Linked DNA regions of Homo sapiens: region 1 is linked to region 2. A link is a contact called in ENCODE Hi-C data. All regions are on one chromosome and are shown on one strand. The core of a region is the stretch at or near the end of the contact, and the rest is flanking DNA. Distances in the headings are between cores, read along the strand shown.

Region 1 (6,411 bases), core at 65-2,564, 170 kb after region 2:
CAAGAGAAGTCATGTTATTTCTCCTTTGCCTTCCCAGCCTGGGAGGTTTCTCCAGTAGCAGCTGCCTCTCTTCTTGGATTCCAGACCCCACTAGACAGGTGTGCTGTGGCTCCAGCTTCTGTCTGGTGTTGCTGGCCCCTGGTTCACCTGACTCCAGCTCCTCCTCCTCCATGCAGCTGGGTCCTGCTGCTGCCTCCCTCTGCTCTGCCTTGCTGTCCCCTGTCAGGCCTCTCAGCTCCTCCATCCCCTGGGTTACCAACTCGCTATACTGAAATCCTTCTGTTTTAGAAACTCATATGTGATTTTCATTCTTCTTGGTTGGACACTGACTGATATTGAGGGATTTGTCTTAGAAGTAAAGCTGTGTGAGCATTTTCTCTTGGTAAGTTCTCATTTTCCCTTAATCATTAGAAGACACGGCACAGTAAACGCGAGCTCATGAGCAGAAGGCTACATAGTTGTATACATGTGTGTGCTTTTTTTCACACCAGAGTTTGATGAAGCAAAATACCCAAAGGTCTTTTAAAAGTAAAGAGGTTTTAAGAGTAAAGAAATTTAAGAAAAAAAACAAAAAGAAGTAAAGATGGTTAGGTCTCCTGTTTGCTCTCCTTTTGCAATCAGTCTGTCTCGCTCTGTGAGCTGACTATGCTGCAGACTTTTCTTTTACCTCCAGCCTTTCGCTTGTAGGGTTTGAGGCTAGGGGCGGGGAGAGAGAGTTCAGCCCAGCAGGCAGCAAACCCTATGTGCAAACACGATGTGTGAACATTGTGTGCTTGGGGGAACTGGGATTATTTAGCTGAGAAGACACGAAATCTCCTCCCCTTATTTGGGCTTTGGGATCTGAGTTCATTGGAAGCTGAAATGTAAGAGAAAGAAGAAAGGGGGAAGGAGTGGGACAAAGGAGAGGGGAGTGGGAGATCAGACTGGGCACATTCTCCCTCACAGAGGGAAGCGATTTCTTTGTTAGGAAAGCAGTTCTGTTTTGAGACCCGGATGCCTTGTTTATGCTCAGGTGTGAAGCTGGCTTAGGAATTGAGTTTAGCTTGCCTCTGTGCTTTTATGAATGTGTTGGCTGCTCAGCAAATTTAGTACAGAAACATTTTATGTAAGCAGAAGAGAAAATTATATTTTAAAAGTTGTTTTAACAGAAGGTCAGAGTATGGGATTGAGAATTAAAAAAAAAAAAAAAGGAAATTCTGTGTTCTAGGCTTTAAGACAGAGAGTCACACACACTAATTTAGACCAGCTGGGGTGATCTCACAGGGACTCCATGGGCCAGAGCTGCCGTTCCTCCATGGAGAGCACATTTCCCCTAGAAATGTGTACTCAGGTGCAGCTGAAGGGTCTGAGGTCATGGCTGCATCCCTGGCCAGGGTCCTCCCAGGCTGCAGCCTCTGCTTCCTCTGTTGTCCATTGGTCTAGAGCCATCCTTCGAGACCAGAGCCAGACCATGAGCGAGCCAAATGTGCATGAGGACAGCATGAATTATCCTTGGAGACCAGGGGGCCCTGTTCATCCAGACATTGTCTTTCTTTTTAAAGAAGCTAAATGCCTCTTTTTCCCTCTTTCTTCTTGCATGACCTCTGGGAGCTTGGGCAGTAAATTTCTCTGGGACAGGTTGTGAGGAACCTCTTCAAAGAAGCAGAGATGAGACAAACTGTTTATCAGTTCACTCTCTACCCCTGCTGCCCTCCCAATGCTCAGGTGGGCCCTAGATTCATCCAGAAGCCAGGGTGTTGTGCTTCATGAAAGGGCCAATACCCCTAATGTGGGACCTATACAATAAAAGGCAAGGGCAGAAAGAGAGAAGAAATAAAAGGAAAAGGGGTGTCTTGAGGGGAGTACATGATAGACTCCTGTGCCTGGAAGGGACTAGGAAACTTATACTGACTGGTTCACTGCATTTGCTCAAAGAGTATTCATCTTCTTGAGTTTGTCAGGTGACTGTAAGAGCTGGGTTCAAGTTCTTTGGTTCACTATTATATGCCTAGCTGAGCACAATGCCTGGGACTTAGAGGGAAGGTCTGGGACTTCACCAGGATTCCCAAAATAGAACAAAGCATTTGTTATTTGCAAAAGGTTCACAAAGCCTGAAAAAATATGTGTTGTCTCTGGTGGAAAAGTAAGGGAATATAGCTTAAGTACCTACTACGCTCTGACTCTTTGGATTTCACCTGCAGGGCTTTTAGAGGTGGATAATCAGGGCCATCTTTTTCGGGGGTGGGGGGCGAAAACAACCACTGAAGAGGTGAAGAATCTTGTAGTTCTAAAAGGATCAGAGAGAGGCTTAAAACAACTTTTGCAAACTGAAATATGCCAGCCAGCTTAAATTAGCAAAGCTGGAACTGTGGCAGAATGAATAGCCCGTGTCTGAGTGAGAGGGAAGGAAAGGGTCTACTGTGTGATAGGCAATGGTTCCAAAGTAGGAGTAGGGGCCTAGTGTGGTCATGCCTTCTGATATGTCAAGAAAAGGCAAAAAGTTGATATTTATTTGAAATATTCTGATTTTATAGGTTGGTGATCAATTAAAAAACTAACAAATACAGTTAACAAACATGTTTTAATGCTTGCAGACAGGATCCTTCCTGCCGATGTTTGGCCTTTGTCTTTAATGGAATTTGGGCTGCCCCATAACAGCCCACCCTAAGCAAAACTTCTTTTCTGCCTTTCTTTTATATTGTTTTTTATGGAATGTAGAGGGATTTTTCTGGAATTTTTGGAACGGGGAAATTAGTGACAATGGTGGTGCTGAGATTCCTGTTTATTTCTTGGCTTTTCCCCAATTCCCTGAGGGAACTCATTTCTTTTGGATCTTCCATAACATCGGTCACATAGTTGGGCACAGAGAGGGCCCACACTTGGTACATGTTGATGAAATAAATGTGTCTTCCTCTAAGTCTAGCTGAATGGAGAACTGAAATATTAGGGTGGGTGAAAGTTACCTAAATTGTTTGCTGCCAAATTTTGCTGTGTTCTTTGTCTCCAGTTCTGTGAGGTGTGTGTTAGATACCTATTGCTGTATAACAAATCACCCCCAAAACATATCTGTTTAAAGTAACAAACATTTATTATAGCACACATCTGTAGGTCAGGAATTCAAGTGCCTCTTAGCTGGTACTCTCATGGGGCTGTAAAGGAAATATCAGTTGGTGCTGCAGTCTCATCTGAAGGATCCACTCCAAATTCATTCATGTGGTTATTGGCAGGATTCGGTTCCTCACCCTATATTGGACTGAGGGCCTCAGTTCTTCACTGATTGTTTGACCGGAGCTCTCCTTCCATTCTTTGCCATAGGGCCTCTCCATAGGGCAGCCCCGAACATGGGATCTGGTTTCCATTAGAGCAAACAAGCAAAGGAAAGCAGTGCAAGACAGAAGCTGCAATGTTTTGGTAACCTAATCTCAGGAGTGACCCTCCTGTCACTGCTTCTATGCTGTATTCTAGTCATTAAAGGAGACCATCTCACACTCAAGGGGAGAGACTACACAAGCCATAGTGCTGCCATGGCAACACAACCATTAGGATGATGCCTTGAGCCTTCCTTCTTCATATTTCTTAGACTTCCTTTCTGACCTAGAGGAGCCAGAAGGACTTGGGACTTGTCATACCGTCCAATCCCAAGAAATGACAGGAATGAAGGAATTTTTAAAAATTCAACTCATTTCAACACACACACAAAAAATGAGAGAAGTGAGTCAATTTGAGAACTGAAATTCTGGTAGACTTTTGGGGAGACACTAGAAGGGCCATGTTCATGAGTAGGAACCATAGATTCTGAGTCAATTGGGCATGAAAGTTTTTCTCCTGGTGTCCCGATCTTGGTCGTATAGTGACCAAGCATCCAAGAAGGGGATAACACAATGTTCTTACAGTGTTTTCTCTGTTGTATTAATAACTCAGGCATCAGCCAGTGGAATGGGCAAAGCTAAGTGAAGGTTTGAATGCCAGACAGATTCTCCATTGGCTAAACCCAATAGACATGAATAAGGAATAAGGCCAGGAATCAGCATCCAGATATATTAATTTATGAATCTGAGGTTATTCCAAAAAGCAAGAGAACAGGAGCACCATTGGCTGAGACGGACACCAATACCAAGCTCTAGAGAGTAATTTCAGGCAGAAAGGAAACCTTAATTACCAGAGGTTCAAGGGATAGGCACACAGTAAGTCCAAATAGGCAGAAAGAAGGCATCAGGGATAATCTGGCAGAGACTGCATTCAAGGTCAAGGGCAGGGCATCCCAGCTGCTGTTGAGACTGGGCTCCAAGGAAGTCTCCCTGGAGAGACTGAAAAACAATCCTGGGCCTTAATCACTGAGGACTGAAACACAACATAGGAGAAAACTAGGGCTTAAGAGAGGCTTGGTCAAGAAATAGGCAAGAACCTGATTATTGGGGAACAAGAGATCCACAGTCAGGCTGGACCAGTAGCAAGACAGCAAGAGTAGACAAAAAGTTGACCACTGCCAGAAACCAAGATTGGTCTCTGAGTCTGGCATGGGGCTGAAACTACTTGTTGAGATCAGGCTGTCTCACTTGCCAGGGGTAGAGTCATGCTGGAAGTGGAGCCAGGACAGACATTGAACCCTGGCTACCCTGTGATCAATTGCACTCCATACCCTTTGATACCTCATGGGAAAATCAGACAAGTGCTGTTCTGAAAGGCAATTAGGTTTCATGATTTCCTCCCCCATCCGGACATCAGCATGAAATTGGGGGCTTGGCTTCCAAGCCCATGTTCTTCCTTTTTGTGAAGGGCAGGGTGAGACAAAGGACACCACAGGCCAGAGCAACCCTCTGCTTCCATACAGGCCCTAGAAGAGAAGTGAGGACGCGGGTGACCCACACGGCCTTCTGTGCCTCTTCAACAGCTACTCTCCCAGCCTCCCATTTCTGCCAAGCCACATTCTCCACAGGACTCAAACATTTAGCTTTACTTTAGACTTTTCCAGGAATCTTCCCAAATCTCCTTTCCTCATCCCCCCTCACCTCTTCCTCACCACCCACAGCCCCCTCCTCCACCCCCATGTACAACATCCGGCTTTTACTCATGCTTGTTTCTAATTATGCATACTAATTTATTTTCTTTCCTTTTTTCCTGACCTGCCTATATTTTCCTACTCATTCTTTGGCCTCCACTACCGAAAAATGGAATACTCCTCCTGTACAGGGTCAGGGTTTTTCCTTCCCCAGTGCCTAAAGCTGGATTCAGTCCACAGTGACTTCTCTAATAACAGAGTGTAAGGGACTCCTTGGTTGAAAAGAAGGAAAAACCCCAACTTGCCTTTCAGGGTCTCTTCAATGAGCTTGATTTGTGTTAAATTTAGGGGCTCAGGAATTTCTGCCGATTTGCAGCACTTACTACTCCTACCCTTCCCAACATTTGTGCTTTATCGAAACAACTAAATTAGGAGCAGCTTGAGGGTAGGGGTCAGAGCACAGACATTTTCTGTATTGCCTGTAGAAACTAGCACAGTACAGGCACCCCCTAAGTGCAAAAGAAGTCCTTGCTGACCCAGATGGAATTTTCCTGAAGTGAGTGCTTTGTGTCTATCTTTAGAACTAGACTTTCCTGATAAAATAGTCAGGAGATTTGGCTGAATTTTCCAGTATTCAACTGGCTATGTTGGGGTCATGTAGATACAACCTTTAAGAACATAATGACCTTTAAAATATCTATTCCTGAAGTCAGGTTTGGTCCCTAGTCTGTGGGCAGATGACTGTTTTCATGGTATGCTTTGTTCGTGTCCTTCCTGGGTGGGGGAGGATTTGGGGGGACAGTTTGACTCTAGTTATCTACAAAGTTGAGTTATGAGACCAGCCCTTTTCAACTTTACCTCTTGCAAATTGATCCTGTAATAAATTGACATGACGAAAACACCAAAGCAACCAGAGAAATCTCACAAAGGCAAGAACACCATCACACAAGTCCTCAAAATCTTTCCCAAGATCCACTAGGGGTTAATGCCACTGATCTGATACTGGGGCACAGCCTAGGAGGTTTTGCTGTCTCTGAACGCACATGTCTCCAGCTTACAGCTCACAGGCCAGCTTTGTTTTTGAACAGATTGTGTTGGGGGAAGGGAGGCTTCTGAGACAGAGCTGAGAGTCCCCAGCAATGCCATCCCTGGCTTCTGGCCCATCTGAATGCCTTACTCTTTCATGTAAGCAAGACATGAGGTCCTGCTGTTTGAGTTGGCTTTGCCCTGCTCCGTGATTTCAGTTCCTTGTCTCTCCAGCGTGTGGGCTCATTTCCGTCCTCTGAGCACTATTGTTTTTCTGACTTGAACAGTCATCCAGAAAACCTCAGTAATAAGGCTTTTGTATCATTATTTACTTTGCTAATTATATATGTCTTTCCCATCCCCAGTGCTTGAAGACATCAAATTGCAGTTGAAGTAACGGCAGAGGG
Region 2 (6,527 bases), core at 3,715-6,214:
GTAGTTCTATTTTTATTAAAACGTATATGAAAATTTACATTTTTATTCAGTATTGTTTGTGTTTTTTATATTTTCTTAGGATACAGCTTATAAAAGTGGATTTATAGGGTCAAAGGGGTTAGGTTTTTTCTAAATTGCTTTTCAGAGAGGTTTCATTGACCTGTAGTCCCATCAGTAGTGCGAGAGAGCATTAAAGGTGAACTTTGGCAATGACCTGGCATGGGTGACTAAGAGAGATTGTAAACTCTTATTGCTTAGAGGACTTTTAGCACAGTGGAGGCCTCTATTTATTTGGGGTAGGTTAGAGCACTATTCTATGTGAATAGAAAATGTATGAAGGACATTCATTCTGGATTCCTTGTCTTCCCTGGATTCTAAAAGTACTTCTTTATAGTATCAGCTGAAATAAGCATATACAAAACACATAAAATAGATTCTTCAAAGATAATTCCAATTTGAGATATTTAATAGAGTTTTCAAAGCTTCTGAATTTACCATCCCATCATTACACCCTTATTTTCTGTGTATCCATGTACTAAATGGGTTACCAGGTGTTCCATGTTCAAATTTCTAAGATTATGTGGGAAATGATAACCCAGATACATATTAGAACTCTTGGAATTTTAATTTACATGACCAAGCACCTTGTAGAAGTTCTGACAGTTGATTGACAGAATTGGAGCCCAGTTTCCCTTTGTCCCTTTTGTTTCCCAGGAGTTAAACTAGAAAATCACAGGAAAAGATTAAAAAATGGAGATCAAGAGAAAGAGGGAAAAACAAAGACCAGAATAAACATAATTTCTATTCATCCCCTGGATTAGTGAGCACAAGCCATGCTTCTTGATTCGAGCTCAGGTGAAGGGTGAAATGCAGCCACATCTATATTTTCCAATGCCTTATCTGTCTTCCTTTTTGGTCTCTTTGCTTGTTTTATTTTATAGGCTCAACGCACCTTCATATCTATTATCAACAATAAATGGGCCTGGTATCATTGGAAACGTGAAAAATAGAACGTAAGAACTTTCAACCCCCCAAGTAAACCCTGGCTCCTCCATTATCTCTGAGGTTTCCCATAAGATCTCTTAAAAGTTTGTTGTTTTCCAATGCGAACACATCACACACTGGGGCCAGTTGTAGGGTGGGGAGCAAGGGGAGGGAGATCATTAGGACAAATACCTAAGTCATGTGGGGCTTGAAACCTAGATGACAGGTTGATAGGTGCAGCAAACCACTATGCACATGTATACCCATGTAATAAACCTGCACGTTCTGCACATGCATCTCAGAACTTAAAGCAAAAAGATAAAATAAAAGTTTGTTGTTTTCATGGAAGAGTTAGGTGAACTAATTTCCAAACCAGTTGATCACCACCAGTGTCCAAGACAGGCCATTCCTCCAGAGCACCAGGTGGGGCTGTTGTGCTACTCAGTCCTGGCACCAGTCTCTTTCCAAGAAGAATATGAATATGGACATATATACCCAACCATCCAGAAACAAGGTTCTTAGTTCGTACCAGTCACAAGAGCAGGATGTTTGAAATTGGTATGGTCTTAGGGTTTCCAGAACTATGGGGGCCAGTGGAGCATGGGGGAAAAATGCAGTGTCCATTGCACTGTGTTCCGTTGCCTCCCCAGGCTTCTCCTTTTAAGCACAACAACTCGCTGAAAGTGTTTTGTTTCATGATGAGGTCTGCAGATAAAATAAGTGAAAAATGAAGCCCTCCTAAAGTAATAAAGAGGGAGCACCTTAGGAAGAAGAGACACAGACAAAACCTCTTTGCCGCAGTATGGCTTACATTTCAGGTTTCCCAATCTCCTGGGAGTTTTATTCACTGATATTTTCCAAGAACCTAGACCCGTGGCCAGAACAATAGATGATCAATAAATACGTGTTGAACAAAAGAATGGCTCCAGTTCCAGGGCTAGTCCTGGCCACTCTTTGATCACTTGGTCCCTCTGTGATTTCGTTTCCTCATCTGTTAATGTCTGATAGTGGGTGAGAGGAGAGGGGAAGGTTGTAATAGCCAGTCCCTGAGATCCTTTCTATTTGGGATGGTGCGTGGTTTCCATTTTCAAGGTCCTAGTTGGTTAAGTGACTTAAGTAGGTATCTTCTTTACTGTTTCCCAGAATAAACTAACCCATATAGGAAAGAGAACAGTTCCATTCCTGAGTATGGGCATCAGAGTATGAGCAAGTTGAATCAAAATAGATCTCTTTCAATTTTGGCTTTGCCCTCTGTTAATTTCAAGCTGTCCCTGAAATTCATATACATGGCGGTAATATGGTTCTAGTGTTTCCGTAGGTGAATAAACTTAATCCCATCTCTGTAAGGCAGCCTCTAGTTTGGCCTGGCCGGTGTTCCTTTCTGTTTGCTTTCTGTTCCTCATTATGCTTTCCACTCCTATCAGTATCACTTAGCAATGCTTCCTCACCTTGGCAGTGGCAGTTCCTTCCAGTAACAGCCAGGGATACCAGTTTGCAATTTTGTCAACACTTGTAGAACTAGGTCCATTGTTCTCCCCCGGAAACACCATCGGCCATCATCTGGTTCAGGGGTTTGGGTCCCAGCATGGTGAGCCCTCCCCTTCAGCACCAGCAGAGAAGCAGCTCCTTTTCTAAGGGCTGCAGGTCAGCTCTGTGAGTGTCTGCCTTCAAGCTTTTAAGTTTTATAATTCTAATGCTCCCTTATAATTGCTACCTTATAATAGCTCCCTTATAATTGCTACCTCTTCAATACCTTAATAATATCCCCTTTAGCCTTTTCTGTTCCTAATACTGTTAATAATTCTTTATATTAAATTCTCTCTGTTAAAATAACTGGTGTGGTTTGTTGCCTAAGACTAGATCCTGACTGATATATGCCCTGGAACAAGGGAGCCAGGGGTTACCCCATGAGGTCATAGGTTCCTGGGCATATCAGTTTTTCTGCTTATATGCAAGTGAAGTGGCTCTAGCAGGCCAAAGTTAGCCCTCCAAAGAAGAGTCACCCATAGGGGTCGCTTGGGAAGAGAAAGTGCAACAAAACTGGAGGAGTGTGCAAAGAACCTCCTGGGGGATCTGCACAGAGATGGTGGTTTCAGCTATGTGAACATATAAAAAGCCAACTTACCAACCGACAGGCTGCAAGGGCCAGATGGGTGATTCAGGCATGGTGCTTTGGGAGTTCCAGGAAGGGAAATGTCAATAAAATTAAGGAAAATCAGAAAGTTGCTCAGAGGAGGTTATGCTGGAAAGATAGGGCTTTTCAGGCTGGAAAACTAGTCACAAGCATGGTCAAGGCAATTCCAGGGGCACAGATCACTTTAGGGAGCCTCATACACAAGGCCAAGGAACTTGGCTTTGCTTCTGTGTGGGCATCTTACCATGATATTGCCCTCAAAAATCATACTATATATATGATTCAGTCACTGTGTACACCACCCAGAAGGCCCCAGGAATAAGTCAGGGTTGAGACAAAAAGATTTGTTTGCTAAAGAAAGGGACTCGCCTTTCCCGCACTAGCTTTAGATGATCCTGAGATGGCACCCTGTCTGTGGGCTTTTCCGAGAAGAGACATCTGACTTGGTTTAAATTTTAGCGAAATCTGCAGTTGATAATAGGATGTCAGACAGTAGGAGGAGTGTTGATGGGTGATCTGCAGAGTGCTGGTCATGACATTTGGCTTTCCATCCCCTTTGGCTTTCCACCCATGCTGTCTTGATTTCTTTAGTGAAACAACTAAGCAATTGGACACACCTTGTCTGAATGCCTACTCCATATCTCTCCCAGACCCAGCTGGGGATAGTATGCATCATCTCCTTTACATAATAGATTTTCCAGGATGGTCCCAATTGAAAATATGTTGGTTTCAGAGTATCCACGTATGCAAGAGCTGCTAATTCATGCCTCAGTATTAACAATATGGCTCTCTCAACTTTTAAATAATAGAAGTAATACATTGGCCTTAAAAGCCAAGAAAATTGGTGCAGCTCCAAATAAAAGTAGTAAATATATTCAGCCACAAAGTCACAGTGGCTTTGTTGCACAACATCAAAAGGCACAGGTTCTTCCCTCAAGGAGCCTGTGGTTTAGTGGGTGAAGCTTCCTTGTCTTGCCTTATGATTTGGTGTTTTGCACGCCAATGTAGGCAGCTATCATAGAGGTAGGAACAGGTGAGCGATCCCCATCTTTCCTTTGGTCCTGTGGGTAAAGGGGAAAGGAAGGGAAGAGGGCAAATAAAGTGTGTGATGATGGGGGGACTGATTGGAAAAATAGGAGGTTTGCTGGTTTCCCCCTGTTGGTGATTGGACCTAGCAGGCATGGCCCTCCTGGAAGGAATGAGGCTTAGAGAGTGAAAGCAGGTGTGCAGGAGGCTGCTGAATCACTTGGGAGAAGTGAAGTCCCCACTGTGACTCTTATCTCCAAACCCCACTTGCTCAGCGTGGACAAGGGTTCAGGATGAGATTCTGCATCTGTCCTCAACTGGGCATTACGGAATGTGTAACTACCAAAGGGGTAGAGGAAGGTGGAGGTGGAGAAGTTCTACAGAAAGAAGAACGTGAAGGCAGAAGCAGAGGGACAGCAGGAAGAGAAGAGAGGGTTCAGGAGGCAAGAGGAAAGGGGCAGGAGGCCTGGAAGACAAGGCCAGCACCAGAGGGCCTTGGTTCCCTGCCTCCCGGGGCAAAGACATCCGGGGTGGACCAGGAACCTTTGCTCCCTTTTGTCCTTACCAGCCCTGGAGAAGCACATCAACCCCCCAGGCTGTCCAGGCCCAGAGTGGGCTTTGGGAAGAAGGCTTGGAAGGAGATTTATTGGAAGGCCTGGGGGCTTTCCCTAGGCTGCAGAAATCATTTGAGGGCTGGGGAAAGATAGGTCTCAGGCCCCTTCCTGCCTCCAGGAGCCTGGCCTGCCTGGCTGCTGGCCACAAGAGCAGGGCCCATTTCCCCTCCCCACTGCACACCCCACAAGCCAGTCATCTGCCTTTTTTTCCCTCCCCCTTCTGCTTCCCCACCCCTTCAAGTTCTCAGAACTGGCTCCCATTAGATTCCAGGAAATGGCTGGTGCAACTTTGTAACCAAATCCGCTCAAATCCCTTTGTATATCTTTTCTGCTCCCTCGCCCCCTCCTTGGTGTCCTTCATGGCTGTGTCCGGTTACAGAGTAGGGACCGGCCAGGGCAGGCTGGCCCTGGCACATGCAGTCAGATCTGAGTCAGGCAACAGCACCCAGGGCCAAATTGTGGCAAAGCAAAGTGAGCCCTTCAAGTCTGGGGGACCCTGGACCTTTTCCCGCTCCACCAAGAATTTATCTGTGCAACGCTGGGCATGTTATTTTTCCTCTGGGGATCTCAGCTTTTCTCACCTGCAATGTTAGGAGAACCTGCCTTTGGCCAGCTCCAAGATTTATTGGTGACGGTCAAGTGGGAGAAAGCACATGTGTCTGGCAGGACACCTGGAGGACAGAGGGGGGTTCTGACTGAGCAACTTCTGTGTGGAGACCCAAGACCCCGAGAATTCTAGCCCAGGCAGGGGTCTGCCCATCTCTCACTTGTGGGACCCTGAGGCTGTCATTTGACAGCAGAAATAGTGATGCGGTGTAGGCCTTCTGCTTGCAGGGACACTTCTTTCTCAGAAAAATTTGTGGAGTTTTACAAAGCCTTGGTGTGGGTGCCAGAGATCTTGCTAGCAATTCAGAGGGCAGGCACTGAGCCTCTAGCCAGGGCTCCCCACTATGATTTAGGCCAAGGCTGGGATCAGGCAACAGGTGGCTTCCGGTGCAGCCTGGGTGACTGATTCTGGCCAGGGCAGCATCTAGAAACCTGTCGGGGAGATGGTTGTGGACAAGATTCTATTCTGGGAGGACACCAGAGTGTCCCAGGCGAAAGGTGGCCAGCTGAGGTATTAAAAAAATGGATCAAACATCTACAGAAATAAAATTCTGCTTAAATCTTAAGTCTGGGGAAGAGGCAAAGAGAAGAAAGCAGACAGGAGGAAAATGAGGGAAAGTTGACAACTAAAAAAGTCTTCAGACATGTATTTAGGGGTTTAGATGTAAGTGGATGTTCAAAATGAAGTCATCTGTGTAATCCAGTGTCCAGATGAATGGGAAGAACAGAGCTGGCACCAGCTAGGTTCCCAGGTAAAGCCTGGTGTTCTTTTCCCTTCCATGGATTCAGGGAACTTCACTGAGAAAACGGGCTAGCTGAAAAATTGCTTAGGGCGGGTGTGGCGGCTCACGCCTGTAATCCCAGCACTTTGGGAGGCTGAGGTGGGTGGATCATTTGAGGCCAGAAGTTTGAGACCAGCCTGGCCAACATGGTGAAACCCTATCTCTACTAAAAATGCAAAAAGTCAGCCGAGTGTGGTGGCGCACACCTGTAATCCCAGCTACTCGAGAGGCTGAAGCAGAATTGCTTGAACCTGGGAGGTGGAGATTGTAGTGAGTTGAGATCGTACCACTGAACTCCAACCTGGGCGACAGAGTGAGACTCCATCTCAAAATAAAAATAAAAAGAAAAAAAGAAAAAGAGATATCACTTAGTCCACCCTA

What was found. A loop is a pair of places that touch in the nucleus more often than their neighbours do. Pooled maps may share reads with other maps.
Region 1: a map of IMR-90 shows a loop between it and region 2 (2.3-fold over the local background). The contact joins two enhancer-like sites. A Hi-C loop is called at or near these places in 2 of 168 maps with a recorded cell type or tissue (IMR-90 and mammary epithelial cell) and 1 of 50 pooled maps.

The regions. Positions count from the first base shown.
Region 1 is chr2:217,048,822-217,055,232 of GRCh38, forward strand. No RefSeq gene overlaps it. Among named protein-coding and RNA genes, the nearest start is that of TESHL, 180 kb to the left of the region's middle. RefSeq lists an enhancer at 6,119-6,168. Within about 2 kb of position 1,315, at least 4 of the 41 ENCODE cell types and tissues checked have a DNase peak (open chromatin) inside an H3K27ac peak, as active enhancers do.
Region 2 is chr2:216,875,852-216,882,378 of GRCh38, forward strand. No RefSeq gene overlaps it. Among named protein-coding and RNA genes, the nearest start is that of TESHL, 8.3 kb to the left of the region's middle. Within about 2 kb of position 4,965, at least 3 of the 41 ENCODE cell types and tissues checked have a DNase peak (open chromatin) inside an H3K27ac peak, as active enhancers do.